Linked DNA regions of Mus musculus: regions 2 and 3 are each linked to region 1. The links are chromatin contacts, found by POLR2A ChIA-PET in ENCODE. All regions are on one chromosome and are shown on one strand. The core of a region is the stretch at or near the end of the contact, and the rest is flanking DNA. Distances in the headings are between cores, read along the strand shown. Region 1 holds the start of Pycr2 (pyrroline-5-carboxylate reductase family, member 2). Region 2 holds the start of H3f3a (H3.3 histone A). Region 3 holds the start of Ephx1 (epoxide hydrolase 1, microsomal).

Region 1 (4,478 bases), core at 1,893-4,392:
CAGCTATACAGACCCAGACTCTCAACCCGACGCCACCAAGACTCAGAATCCCAAACCAGAGAAGCTCCAAGCTTCTTAAGAGTCAAATAACTAACAGGGGATATCCCAGTCCCCCGGTGCGATCCAAGCTAGGTACAGTGTTCCAGTGATATCGGTGACCACACAAGAAAAAAAAAAAAAAAAAAACTAGGGGAAGTTATAGAATTTGAAGCCAGTCAGCAGTTGAATCCCATCTCCATCATTTAACTGTTTGATCTCGAATGTACCCATCTACATAAACAAAGTTAATCATAGCCATCAGAAGTGCGCTAAGAACTAAGTAGAGAAAGGTTAGCAAACCCTTGGTTAAAGGAAGCTTAAAACTGTGGTTATCAACAGAGCACAGACTCTGACCGCGCTCATGAAATCTTCAAGAGTAACACCAACGGAAGAACTCAGACAGGGGAGAGCGAGAACGCGCACCTGGTTCGGATACAGGAGGCCTCAACCGCATTGATGAGCAGAGAGCGGAAGCCCCCACTCTCCAGGAAGTGCAGGGCATGGATGGTGGCCCCCCCAGGGGAGCAGACGTTGTCCTTGAGCTGGCCTGGATGGTCCTCTGAGTCCAGCAGCATCTTAGCTGCTCCCTGAGATACAAAGCAGCATTAGACTCAACCCAGGCCCAGCTCGGTGCCCCTCCCCCAAAACACAACCCTAAAACCAACCACCAACCGCGCAAAGACACTAACCAGCAACGCCTGAGCTCCCAGTCTGACCGCCAGGCGCCGCGGCACGCCCATCTTCACCCCACCATCTGCCAGGGCGTCCAGGGCCATGAATGCCTGTGGAGATATTCTCTGAACACAGGAACCAAGCATCCGCGCACCCACACACCACAGGCGGCTTTCTCAGGTGACTGGGACCAATCCTGAAGGTCAGCTCCTTCCACCAGCCAGCCATGTCCAAGAGATGTGCCGGCTGCCCTCTCTTCCGCCAGCCCCTCCTGCTGCCCAGGATGCATGCAAGCCAGTGGGCAAGTGAGAACCACTCACATAGGCAGGCCCGCTGCCGCTGAGCCCGGTGATAGCATCAATGAGGTCTTCCTCCACCTCTGTGCAGAAGCCCACACTGCTCATCAGCTGCTCCAAAAGCTTGCCGTCTTCCACCAGAGCATGGGTGCCCGTGGCATACACGGTGGCCCCCTCTCGGACCACCACGGGCGTGTTGGTCATGCAGCGGATCACTTTGGGGGCCGGCTGGAAAGCCATCAGCTTCTAGAGGAGGAGAGCAAGCCAACTGAGTGTCCAGGACATAGCTCCCTCGGATCTGAGCCACTCCCAGGCCACCCCTCCTCTCACACAATGGGCACCGGGGCAACAGCACCTTCTCCACAGAACTGATGGTGACCCCGGCTGCACAGGAGACCACGATGTGCCTCTCCTGCACGTCGGCTCCAATCTCATCCAGGATGAAGGGGATGATGTGGGGCTTCACAGCCAGGAACAGGACGTCGCTGTGCCGCACAGTGTCCTTATTGCTTCGGGTCAGATTCACACCCATCCTCTGCAGTAAGGAGTAGGGGACCCTGTCCGTAATGCTAGGTAATATGGCTGAGCCCGTGCCACCCATAGAATAGCAGACCCTCTCTGTCAACTGTAGCCAACACTCTGTTCTGTGCCTTCAGGGCTCCGTGACTATCCCCAAATGGCAGCTTTCCTTTCCTGCCACCGGACAAATAGGTACAAAATGGTAAGCTGCTCCACCATGGCCAGGAAAGTGGCTGTCCCCTCAACCCCAGCAATCTCGAACCTCTCTGCCAGGTGAGAGAGAACTGATGGAAAGAGCTGAGCACCCAGAGTCTGGAAGCAGAGCTGCAAAGCCCACTCCCAACCTCACAGCTGTTTACCGGAGTAACAAGTCTCCACGGGGCCCCCTCTAGGGCTCTGAGGTGCATAGCTGGGGTCCTACAGCGTTGGGGACATAAGCCTATACTAGGCACAAACAGTATCCACAGTGCTTCATCTGCTCACCTGTCCCACATTGGCCAGATGTTAGAAGACTTGGGACATTAAGCTTTATTGAATAAAGAAACTACGTAACTCACCAAGTCCCCTAGCAACGCTGTCATTTACAACATCGGTAAGCAGAATTTTCCAGACTTAGAAGCCAACACGGGCTATGCAGTGAAATTCAAAGCAGACTAACAAAAAGAACCTTTTTTTTTAAAGAATTATTTATTTATTATATGTAAGTACACTGTAGCTGTCTTCAGACACTCCAGAAAAGGGCATCAGATTTTGTTAAGGGATGGCTGTGAGCCACCATATGGTTGCTGGATTGAACTCAGGACCTTCGGAAGAACAGTCTGTGCTCTTACCCGCTGAGCCATCTCACCAGCCCAAAAAGAACCTTTCTTATATGCCTACTTTCACCCCAGTAGGATCCGACACTAACTTTGCCTGGGAGCTCCCACCACACAAGGCTGCCTCAGAGAAGGTGCAGGGCTTACAATGATGACTTCCCTAAAGGAGAGTCGGAGCCTGCCAGACTCAGGGCATCTCCGGACACGCTTTTCCTGGGCCTCTTCCTCTTGCCCACTTCCCTCCATCCCTCCTAGCCTACCCTGAGCGCAGACACCGTGGGCAGGTCCATATCCGGGGAGCTGGCTATTATCTTGTGAGCCGACAGGACGCCTACAGAAAACAAAGTTTTTCAACTGTAGATCATGGCCCAATCATGCAGTCCATCAATGGAAGCCAACAGCAGCTCTAGCAGTGCCGGCCTCCGACGCTATGCTCCCAGCAGATGGATGCAAATCTACCATCCATTCACATTCACTCATCGCCCACCCACCCACTCACTCACTCGTTCACTCTGGTGAGAGGGAAGGCTGACCACGCGCTCACCCGCGGCCGTGAAGCCCCGCGCCAGAGCACAGGCCAGCTGGCCTGCGCCGATGAAACCCACGCTCATGGCCGCAGGATCCCGGCGAGCGCCGATCCGGGGACTCTGGGGATCCCGGGGTCAGTGTCCGCGCGTGGAAAAAGATGGACCCGAATTGCTCGGAACAGCTTTCAAACCGGGATGCACCAGATGAACTGCTAGAGAGGCCCCAAGTATCCCAGAGCATCCACCGCCAAATACGCAGCCTCCGGTTGGCCACGTGTCCAAGGCAACCAATCCGAGGCTCGGGTCTGGGGCGGACCAATCGGCATCGCCGTCAGGCCGTGCGCCCGCCTCCTGATCGCGCAGCGGGTGGAACCTGTTAGCTCCGCTGGTGCGGGTCTGCTTGGCCCTGCCTGGGACACTGGTAATTCCTGGTTAGAAGAGTTGGTTTCTAACTCTGGTTCAGGAGTGAGATCTCCAAAACGCCTATTAGAGATGTACCCCTCATGGACACCAGGCTACAGCTAGCCAGCTTCGGCATGCTCCTTCCGAAGTAGAACTAGGTAGAAAAGACGAATTACTAGATCATGATTTGTTGATTTATTTAGTGATTTCCTTAAAGCACTGCTTGCACGGCCTGTTGGCCAAGCATGACTTCTCTTGCTACCCGGAACAGGGCGACCTGGAGAAACAGCTGAGACAGTGAGAAATGACTGCTTGTTTGTCCACCCCACCTTGTGGTTTTAGAGTATACAAAGAGACCCAGCATCGAAGCTTTTCAGGAGCTGTCCCGAATCACCAGTGACATCTCCTCTCTTCCATTAGAATTGTATTGTTTATTCCCAGAAAGATTTCTCGAAACATGTCCAGACGCACCAGAGGGCTCAGGAACAGCCACAAGTTGGGTTTGACTTTTGGAAAGTGTTTCACTATGTAGCCCAGGCTGTTCTTGAACTAGTGACCTTCCTGCCTCATCCTCTTGAGGGATGGGATTATAGGCGTGTAGTACATACATTTCTATAGTATACCAATCATAAGCAGTTTCCCAACGCCACCGAAACGTTATTTTACACAAGATTCTAACGTGTATTTATTCCATTAATGGACGAACCAAACAGTTAAAGTGGAACGATTTTTTTTTTCTGGCCAGAATCTCTTGCTTTGTTGCCCAGGCTAGACTTAAGTTCCTGAACTCAATGGACCTTCCTACCAGTCTTCCTAGAATTGGAAACTACATACATACTATCTGCTTTCTTGTATTCTGCTACAGTGAGGTAGATGAATAGCTACCTTCCCACCCAGCCATTTGGGACACACCCTCCAGGAGTGCCCCACCCTGACCCTACCGTCCAGCCCTTCCCTTCCGGACCTCCCAGCCAATAGGAAAACCAGTTCAGCCTCCTCCCTCCCCTCTCCCCGGGTTCTCCGCCCCCAGCATCATTTTTATCAGTGCCTCAGGGCCTTCACCCTTGTCTTATCCTTAAGTAACACGCCTGCCCCTTCTGAGAATTAGGAAGAACCAGACAATGGGACAGAGTACTGAGGTGTCCCAGGCTAGGCAGATGGCCAATCTGCAGCAGCCAACCCTCCCTTAGCTCCCTGTATTACACAGG
Region 2 (4,061 bases), core at 1,353-3,852, 91 kb after region 1:
AATGAAGTGGCTGGCATTGTTTTTGACTTTTTGATATGGTCTTCCCATGTAGACTTAACAGGTTTGGGACACCGTCCGGAGAGCAGGCTAACCTCCTACTCCCAAAGGTCCTCCCGGGTCTGATTCTGAACTGCTAGGATTATAGGCATGCACCATCACATCTAGCTTTGCCAATTTATCCTATCCTTTCACTTATAAGCAAATCCTAATTAGCGGCCATAATTATCTTATTCTAGGCAAAGATTTTAACCTGATTTTAAGCTCTTGCTCCCCTCTTTCCATTACGATAAACTCCAAATGTTGAGGGGTGGCTGAGCTCCAGGAGTGGAGTCTGTCCTCTGGGGCTGTTGGCATGTGCCTTTAATCCCAGCACTTAGAAAGCAGGCAGATCCCTGGGAGGTGGGGGCCAGCCCGCTGGTCTACATGTCTACATGTCAGTTCCAGGCTAAACCAAGAGCTACACGGGGAGACTCTAAGACAACAAAAGACTAACCTCTGGTGCCCCTTAAGAATCCTTGAAAAGAAAAAGGCTTTTTCTCCCCCCCAGGAGCAGCTCTCCTAGCGGCGCCATGAATTGGAAATAAAGCCTGTTTCTATTAGCTACAGTCGTTTGCCATCCTCGGGGCTCCAAAGCATCCTGTCCCCTGGCCAAGTGCAGCTTCCCTGTGCAAGGCGATGCTTCTAGAGAAGGACTCAATCAGGGCTGGACCGGTACCGGTGCTGTTCACTGAAGCACTCCCAGTCTTCCAAAAATTGTTCGGAGCAGAATTGGCATGCCATATATATATATATATGGCATATATATATATATGGCAAATCTGGAAACTTCCTGATTACTAAGAGGATAACCAGTCATATTTCCAGAAAGAGCTTGCGGACTACCATCACACAAGTAACTACTATTTCCATGTCAGAGATGGGCAACTTCAGTCGGTTCACAGAACCCACAATCCACACGAAGTAGTTCACCAGACAAGGTCCTTCCATCCCTTAGAAACATCTGCTTAAAGCCAGGAAGAATGTATGAGGAAACCTAGCATACATAGATAGTACTATCTATGACAAGCTAACATTTCTTGAAGATATGACTGATTCAATTGATATGTAACAGCCTTCTTGGATAAATCCAGCAACAAATATTTTAGTTTCCTGAAAACAAAACACAAACAAGCAAGAGGGGAAAAAATGCTTCTTGGCTCAAATTATAGGAATTTTTCACTGGCAGCTCTGTGGAGGGTTTTTTGCATATGTGCATTTAGGGTAGTATCGCAGATTGCATGTGTTCATCAACACTTAACACTCATTAAATAATAATGAAACAGGAGGCCTGGGTTGTTGTTTTTTTTCCCTCTAGGGTCTGTTCCTCAGTTCAGTGACCTTGGCCAAATCCATTTCTTCTCTCATATCTGATTTCCACATATCTGTTTCAGGATAATGTTCATGATAAGACTGCTTTGAGAGGTCTTCAGATTACATGTATGCTACTGTCCTTCATCAGTACCCTACGGGACCTTTGTGACTCTTCTACCGAAAGCCTTCACCCAGAGTTGTGTAGCCTGGTCAATACCACCTGGGGACGGTTCAGATGTTTGTGGGTCACTTAATGAGAACTTGAGCTATGCAGTCTGTTGCCCAAGCTACTGGGCAGAAGGAAAGCGGGAAACAGCTTTTCCTTCTACCTGCCGTTTCAGCCTCCTGTGTCTGACATTAGACTCTTATGTCACGAGATTTCTGCAGCGCTCCTCCAAACAGCGAAGGGGTGGAAAGGCCTACTCTGCCTTAGACTGCTACAGCTGTGTTGCACATTGTCTCAGAGGCTTACAAAATAACAGCCATCTTGCACCAAGAACCGCGGCCTAGGAAGAGGGCGAGCCCTGTCCCTCGGCCCCGGTGCCACCACCTGCGACGCGCTGACAGTCTCCGCACTGCCCCGCAGGCTGCCCCTCCTCTCCCGGGGCTAGAGTCTGCGACCGACTTGTCCTCAGGCGACTTGGCCCGAGCCTCCGGACCGGCCCGCGCTCGGCGGGGAGCGAAGGCGGGAAGAGGCCCGCGGGTCCCCCGCCCCTGGCGCGCCGCGCGGTCCGAAAGTGGGCGCGGGACTGGGGCTTCCACTTTGCCAGCTAGCTTCCCGCTTGGGCGCGTTTTCAACTGGGGCGCGGCGACCGTACGGTCCCGGCCTTCTCCCCGCCCCCACACGGGCCGGGAACCTCGGGGGCGCGCGCGGGGGCGATGCCCCTCCCCCCGCAGGCCGGGCGCTGGTCCGCAGCCCGCGCCGCCCTCCCCGCCCCCACACCCCCCGCTGTGCACCCCAAAGCTGGGCTTCGGGGGCTCACTTAACGCCTGCGTCCGACGGGGAGGGAGTGTGGGCCGGGGACGGACTAGGGCAGACGGCCCCTCGGCGGGCCCCTCGGCGTGTCTTTTGTGTTTGTACACACCGCGAGAGGCGGCGGGAGGAATGGGCGGGCGGCGCGCGGGGGAGGAGCGAGCGCGCGCCAGCGAACGAGCGCGCGGGGGGAGGGGAGGGGCGGGGCGCGCGGGGGCCCTGGGCGGGGCCGAGCCTTCCCTCCATTGTGTGTGATTGGCTGGAGCGCGGCGCGGGGCGGGGCGGCGTGTGTAGGGGAAAGCCTCGGTGTCAGCCATCTTTCAATTGTGTTCGCAGCCTTCGCCGCGCCGCTGCCGCTCTCCAACGCCAGCGCCGCCTCTCGCTTGCCGAGCTCCAGCCGAAGGAGAAGGGGGGTAAGTTTCTCCGTTTGCCCGCCTTCCCGGAGCCGGGCTCCGCTCGCCGTCGGCCTCGTAGGGGCCCACGGAGGCACCCACAGTCCCCCCGGGCTCGACCCGCAAACTTTTTGGCGCAGAAATGGAGATGGGGAGCGAGTTTGCCTTCCGCGGGCGGTGGCGGCGGCGGCTCCCCGGTCTCTCCGTCTCAGCCCAGCAGTGGCACCGCCGCGGCGTCGAGCCTGTCTCCCTCCGGCGCCGCGGGCTCCTCTTTCTTCGGTGAAATCCCTCCCGCTGCCCCTTCCCGGGACCCCAGACCTTCACCATGTCCCGCGCGAGCCTCTTAACTGCCGCCTCCGGGTCCCAGGCCCCAGTTTTTCGGGCGCAAAGGGGGTAAAATCGCCGCCGCTTTCCACCCCGGGCTAACTCGCTTTTTGCTGCCTCTCCACAGTTGTGCCTGAGCTTCACCATCTTGTCTCTCTTCTCTGGTCACCGACCATATTTTTTTTCCCCCCGTTTCTCTCTTCCCCATTTTAAAATGGAAGGAAAAAATTTTAAGAACATTTTTTTGCCTTTTTTGGAGAAAAAGAAACGATGCTTATGAAATGCAGAAAACAAAAAAAAAGAACTTTTGCATTTTTGGAGAGCGGCACGTGGCAGGGGATGGGGTATTTTCGAACGATTTGCTGTTTGTCTCTCTGGAAGGGAATCGGATACGTTTCCAATTGTTTCCATTTTGTGCTAGTCTTCGGGAGCCGAGTCGCTCGTTGCCAGCGCGGGGTGCGGGGACCGAGACGGGCAGGTCCGGTACCCCGAACCTAGGGACCCAGGGGAGGCAGAACCAAAAGTTTATGTGGTGCTGGGTGGGCCGGGCGGCCGGTGTCGAGCGCTAATTAAGCCTGGGTGCGGGGCAGTCGGCTTCCATAGCGAAGCCCGGGAGGGGGACGGGCTTTGTGGAATGCTCACTGGCGATGGCTGTTGTTCTTGCATTTCGAGACGCCTTTTTGTCAACATAACTATAAAGAAACAAACCTCAAGAATGTTTTTAGATATTTACAGCAACCCAACTGCCAGGCGCGAGAGGGGGGCAGCAAACCGAGCGGGGGGGGGGCGCTGAAACCTTTTTCTTTCTTTTTTTTCTTTTTCTTTTTTTTTTTTTTGGCTGTAATTTGACTCGACCTTTCTGTGTTTGTGGCTTCGTTCATTTGACTTGTTTGTGATCGAATGTTTGCAGACGTTTCTAATTTCTACTTTAATTAAATGAATTGGATCGAAAGCCATGGTGGGGGGCGTCTCTCTGGTTTTGGCTGTTTTATCGCTCGGAAATAGCTTTATAAAGTATAAAT
Region 3 (4,115 bases), core at 520-3,019, 110 kb before region 1:
GACAGATGTGTCCTTAGCTGTGTAAGGAAGCAGGCTGAGCAAGCCATAAAGAGCAAGCCAGAAACAGTGCCCTCTGGTCCAGTTCCTGCCTTCAGGTTCCTGTCCTGAGTTTCTGTCCTGACTTCCCTCAGGGATGGAGTGTGTCTGAGTTTCCAGCTGAAACCAATCCCTTCTTCCCTGTGCTGCTTTGATCACGATATTTTATCTTAGCAGTAGGAGACCTAACTAAGACAAGTAGGTTTATCACATTCACAGGATGATACATCCATCACCAGCAACTAGTGTTATGGTTTTGTCTTTTCTTTTCTTTTCTTTTCTTTTCTTCTTTCTTTCTTTTTTTTTTATTTTTAGTTATTTTCTTATTTTTTGAGACAATGTAATTTTTTTTATTTATTGTTATATGTAAGTACTGTAGCTGTCTTCAGACACACCAGAAGAGGGCATCAGATCCCATTACAGATGGTTGTGAGCCACCATGTGGTTGCTGGGATTTGAACTCAGGACCTTCCGAAGAGCAGTCGGTGCTCTTAACCTCTGAGCCATCTCACCAGCCCCTTTCTTTCTTTTTCAAGACAGGGTTTCTCTGTGTGACCCTGGCTGTCCTGGAACTTTCTCTGTAGACCAGGCTGGCATCATAGTCAAAGATCTGCCTGCCTCTGGCTCCTACTCAAGGAATGCTGGGAATAAAGGTGTAGCCACCATTGCCCAGCACATTAGAATGTTTCCATCTACACTTTGTTAAGAACAATACGTTTACTGCTTTGCTGAATGGCTGGAGGCAGCGCTCCTGTGGGAACAGTTTAGAGGGCGCTATGAAACAAGCCTGGACTATACACTGCAGAGGAGGACGGCAGGTGTGCAAACGGTGTGCTGGGGAGGGGAAGGAGCTGCAGTACCTGGAAATCCCAGGTTCCCAGAGAGGATTGAGGACACACTATCCAGGAGTTCCACGGAGGCAGGAATGAGTTGAATGTGTTCACTGGAGAGAAACCGGCTCTCCGTTAGAACGGAGAGGGTTTGGGCCATGATGAGCAGCGAAGGAGGCTGGAGATCAGAGGTGAGAGGTGAAAATAGGATCCCTACGCTTCACATGTGTGTAGGATGATAAACCTGGACCCCGCGGCAGGCACTGCTAGGCCCTCACAGTGGTGTGCCTGGTCATCTTGTCTGTGTGGCTGCTGAAGCCTGAGAAGGTTCTAGGCGAGTCTTAGGAGGGCCGCGGGGGTAAAGACAGGGCACTGGGCAGGCTGGCTAATGGAGAGCAGGTTAGCCCCAAGGGTGCCAGGAACTGTGGTTGTCCTACTCCTGCTTGCTGGCTAGGCAGCGCTCTCTCCCTCCTCCCTGTGCTGGCCTCTGCTTGGTGTCCATGCCTCCTGGGCTTCAGATCAGCCAGCCTCACAGGGTGCACTTAACGACAAACTTCAGGTTTGTGTGTTCATTCCACACTTCACTATTTTATTTGTGGTTCTGGGAATGAACTCCAGCGCCTTGCCCACGCGAGACACTCTACCCTCAAGCTTTATCCCCAGATGTTTGCTCACTGACTGGTTCGCTTATAAAATGGTTACAACGAACTGCTAGGAAGGTGAGAGGAAGGCTGTAGCACCAGGCCAGCTTGGGCTCTTGTGTGTAGAGTCCACAGACTGCAGAGTTTAAACTGCCAATACCCTGTTCAGAACAGCAGACTTTGCCAGAATAGGTGAAACACCTTAGCTAGATGCTCAGCTAGCCTTGGCCAACCAGCCAACTCGGGGGTGGGGCCAAGGCCTGGGCGGGGCTAGTGGGGGCGGGGCTAACAGGCAGCTGGTGTCACCAGCTCAGCAGCAGGCAAAGAGGCTCAAGAGGAGTTTGAGAGTGGAGGAACTGCACACCAGCCGCCGCGGGAGTAGGAACCCGAGAGCGACCCTGACAGTAAGCTCCGGGGACAGCAGCGGCACTCCAGCGTGAGAGTTGCGAGGGCTTCGCGTATCTCCCGCAGCTAAATGCGCTTCCCCTTATCCTAAGACCGATCCAGGCGTGCAATAGGCCATGCTTCTTAGTCCTGCATCTGATGCTCCATCCTCTTCCAGGGGCGTCAACCCCTTGCTTGCGCTTCGGAAGCAAGGGGTGGGTGCTGCGCCTGACAGCGATGCTGGCTCCTCAGCCCCCTGGTTTCCCCGCCCGCCCGCCCCCCCATGCATGTTTGTCCCTTGGGTTCCAGGCTTGCTACTTGCCCAGGCACCTGAGCCAATCCAGGTAGCTGAGGGCGCCGTCCAAGTGACTCTTAATTTTAACTTCTCCAGTCTGCACCTCCCGTCATTTAAACTTCCGGCGGCCAGAAGTCTGGATAGCCTTTCTGGCATCTGGTTGGCGGGATCAGGAGGGAGGTGGAGGGATCCGGTATGTATGCATGCGCGTTGACAGTAGGGCTGTGCCTTTGCTGGCATTCTGTGCTGCTGGCAGGATTGTAGAGATGGACATCTGCGACATTTGCTTCTCTGCCTCCGATTTCGGCCTGATCTTTTTTTTAAAGTCGCAGAGCCCCAGAGGCTCACATTGTTTTTACTGTGACAGTGACTTCCTCCCTCAAGTGGAGGCTTTCACTGGCTGTGCGTGGTCTGACTTCACACAAGACTTGAAGCTGAGGGGGCTGGGGGGAAGGGTGGAACAAAAACGTGGGCGTGTTCAGCAAAGACTTTCCATTCCCTAATACCCACACCAGGCGGGCCACGTGAGGGCTTCCTGTGTCCCTAAAGAAGTATGTTCAGTGCAACCGTGCTCAACGACACGGACTGACTGTTCAGACACTGCCCCCCACCCACCCACCCTGGGGATAGCAGGGAATGTGTTCTCATGGGCTCTGGGAGCTTTTGAATGCAGACAACAAACAAAATTCAAGGTCCTGGGTCAGATCCCCAACACCACATAATAAATAAACATATCTTTGTAAAATATAAATTATATTTGTGAGCTGTAGGAAATAGGAGGTCATAAAGAGGGAGCAGGACTGTTGACTAGAGAGGAAGAGGCCACACTTTCACACTCCAGAGGGTCAGGAGGGTCAGGAGTGCGCCTCACTACTCAGTATCCAGCTGCACAAGGCTGAGGAGAACATGCAAAGGCCCTGAGGCAGAGGTGCGCCTGCTGTGGGTGGCTTTTATGTCCTCAGTTGCCCTCTGGAAGAGAGACCAGAGTCAGTGAGGAGGCTCCAAGCTTTCAGCTGCCCCTCCGACCAAGAAAACAAGATTTCCCTAGACCCTCGGGTGCTCCTGGAGTCAGCTGGGTGACCTTCAGCACCATCCCTAATCCCCATGTTATCTGGTGTGACTGCACCAGCCTTTGGCTGTGCCTTACACACCTGCTGCCCAGATGAACTGAGAGGGAAATGCATGGGGAACAGAGGGAGGGATTTTTAGTGAAAGGGTGAGAGCCTCCACCAGACCCCTGGGGTCCAGTTTCTGCCCAGAGCCCAACTAGAGCACAGTGGTACCCACAAAAAGCCCTGTAAGGATGAGTAGTGTCTCTCCTCCATGCCCAGCAGCTCCAGCATGCCCAGGCATAGCCCTACTGATCTGGTGCCTCCACCCTTTTTGTTTTTTGTTTCCCCTGGGATCCTGGCCCTGGATCAAGTATTTGAAGGGCAGAGGCCCAAGTTCCACTTCCTGGTTCTTGTTTTAAGACCTCAGAGTATGGGAACACAGCCTGGCTGGAGGGATGAGGGACAACAGAGAATAAGATTGGAGGCAGGAGAGCCACTAGTCAGTGCCACTGGCCTTTTGGGGTTACCTGCAGGGGGTCTTCAGGCCAAGCTAGTATCATGGTGGAGTCACCAGGGAGCTGTGTTGATAAGACTGGGAAAGGATGTCCAAGAGGGAGCCCAGCCTCAGCCAGGAACCTTCTCCTGCATGGTGGTGCCCAGGGAATGGGGGGGGGGGGGAGGCGTCTGGCTCTCCATCCTCAGACATAATCAATTTCACAAACTGGTTCAAAGGAGCAAAGTGCCCTGCTACCAGGGCTTATTGATTTACTGAGGAAAACCACAGTTCATGCTTTCTCCCCAGAGAGCAACTGTTTTCCCTCTCAGAGTGTCTAGCGTGCTCCTTCCACCATTACAGGCCTGGGGTGACATCTGACTC

Evidence for each region. ChIA-PET counts read pairs that join two places held with the same protein, here RNA polymerase II (POLR2A).
Region 2: POLR2A ChIA-PET joins it to region 1 with 15 read pairs in Patski. The contact joins the promoter of H3f3a here to the promoter of Pycr2 in region 1. POLR2A ChIA-PET finds 5 or more read pairs at or near these places in 3 of 5 experiments (Patski and embryonic stem cell).
Region 3: POLR2A ChIA-PET joins it to region 1 with 11 read pairs in embryonic stem cell. The contact joins the promoter of Ephx1 here to the promoter of Pycr2 in region 1. POLR2A ChIA-PET finds 5 or more read pairs at or near these places in 3 of 5 experiments (Patski and embryonic stem cell).

The regions. Positions count from the first base shown.
Region 1 is chr1:180,902,938-180,907,415 of GRCm38, reverse strand. Pycr2 (pyrroline-5-carboxylate reductase family, member 2) reads right to left here and starts at 3,142. Exons shown (of 7, transcript NM_133705.2): 1 at 2,886-3,142; 2 at 2,602-2,672; 3 at 1,363-1,542; 4 at 1,032-1,253; 5 at 729-821; 6 at 463-626. The coding sequence starts at 2,952.
Region 2 is chr1:180,812,146-180,816,206 of GRCm38, reverse strand. H3f3a (H3.3 histone A) reads left to right here and starts at 2,602. Exons shown (of 4, transcript NM_008210.5): 1 at 2,602-2,736.
Region 3 is chr1:181,015,223-181,019,337 of GRCm38, reverse strand. It overlaps Ephx1 (epoxide hydrolase 1, microsomal), which reads left to right and starts at 1,769. Exons shown (of 9, transcript NM_010145.3): 1 at 1,769-1,911.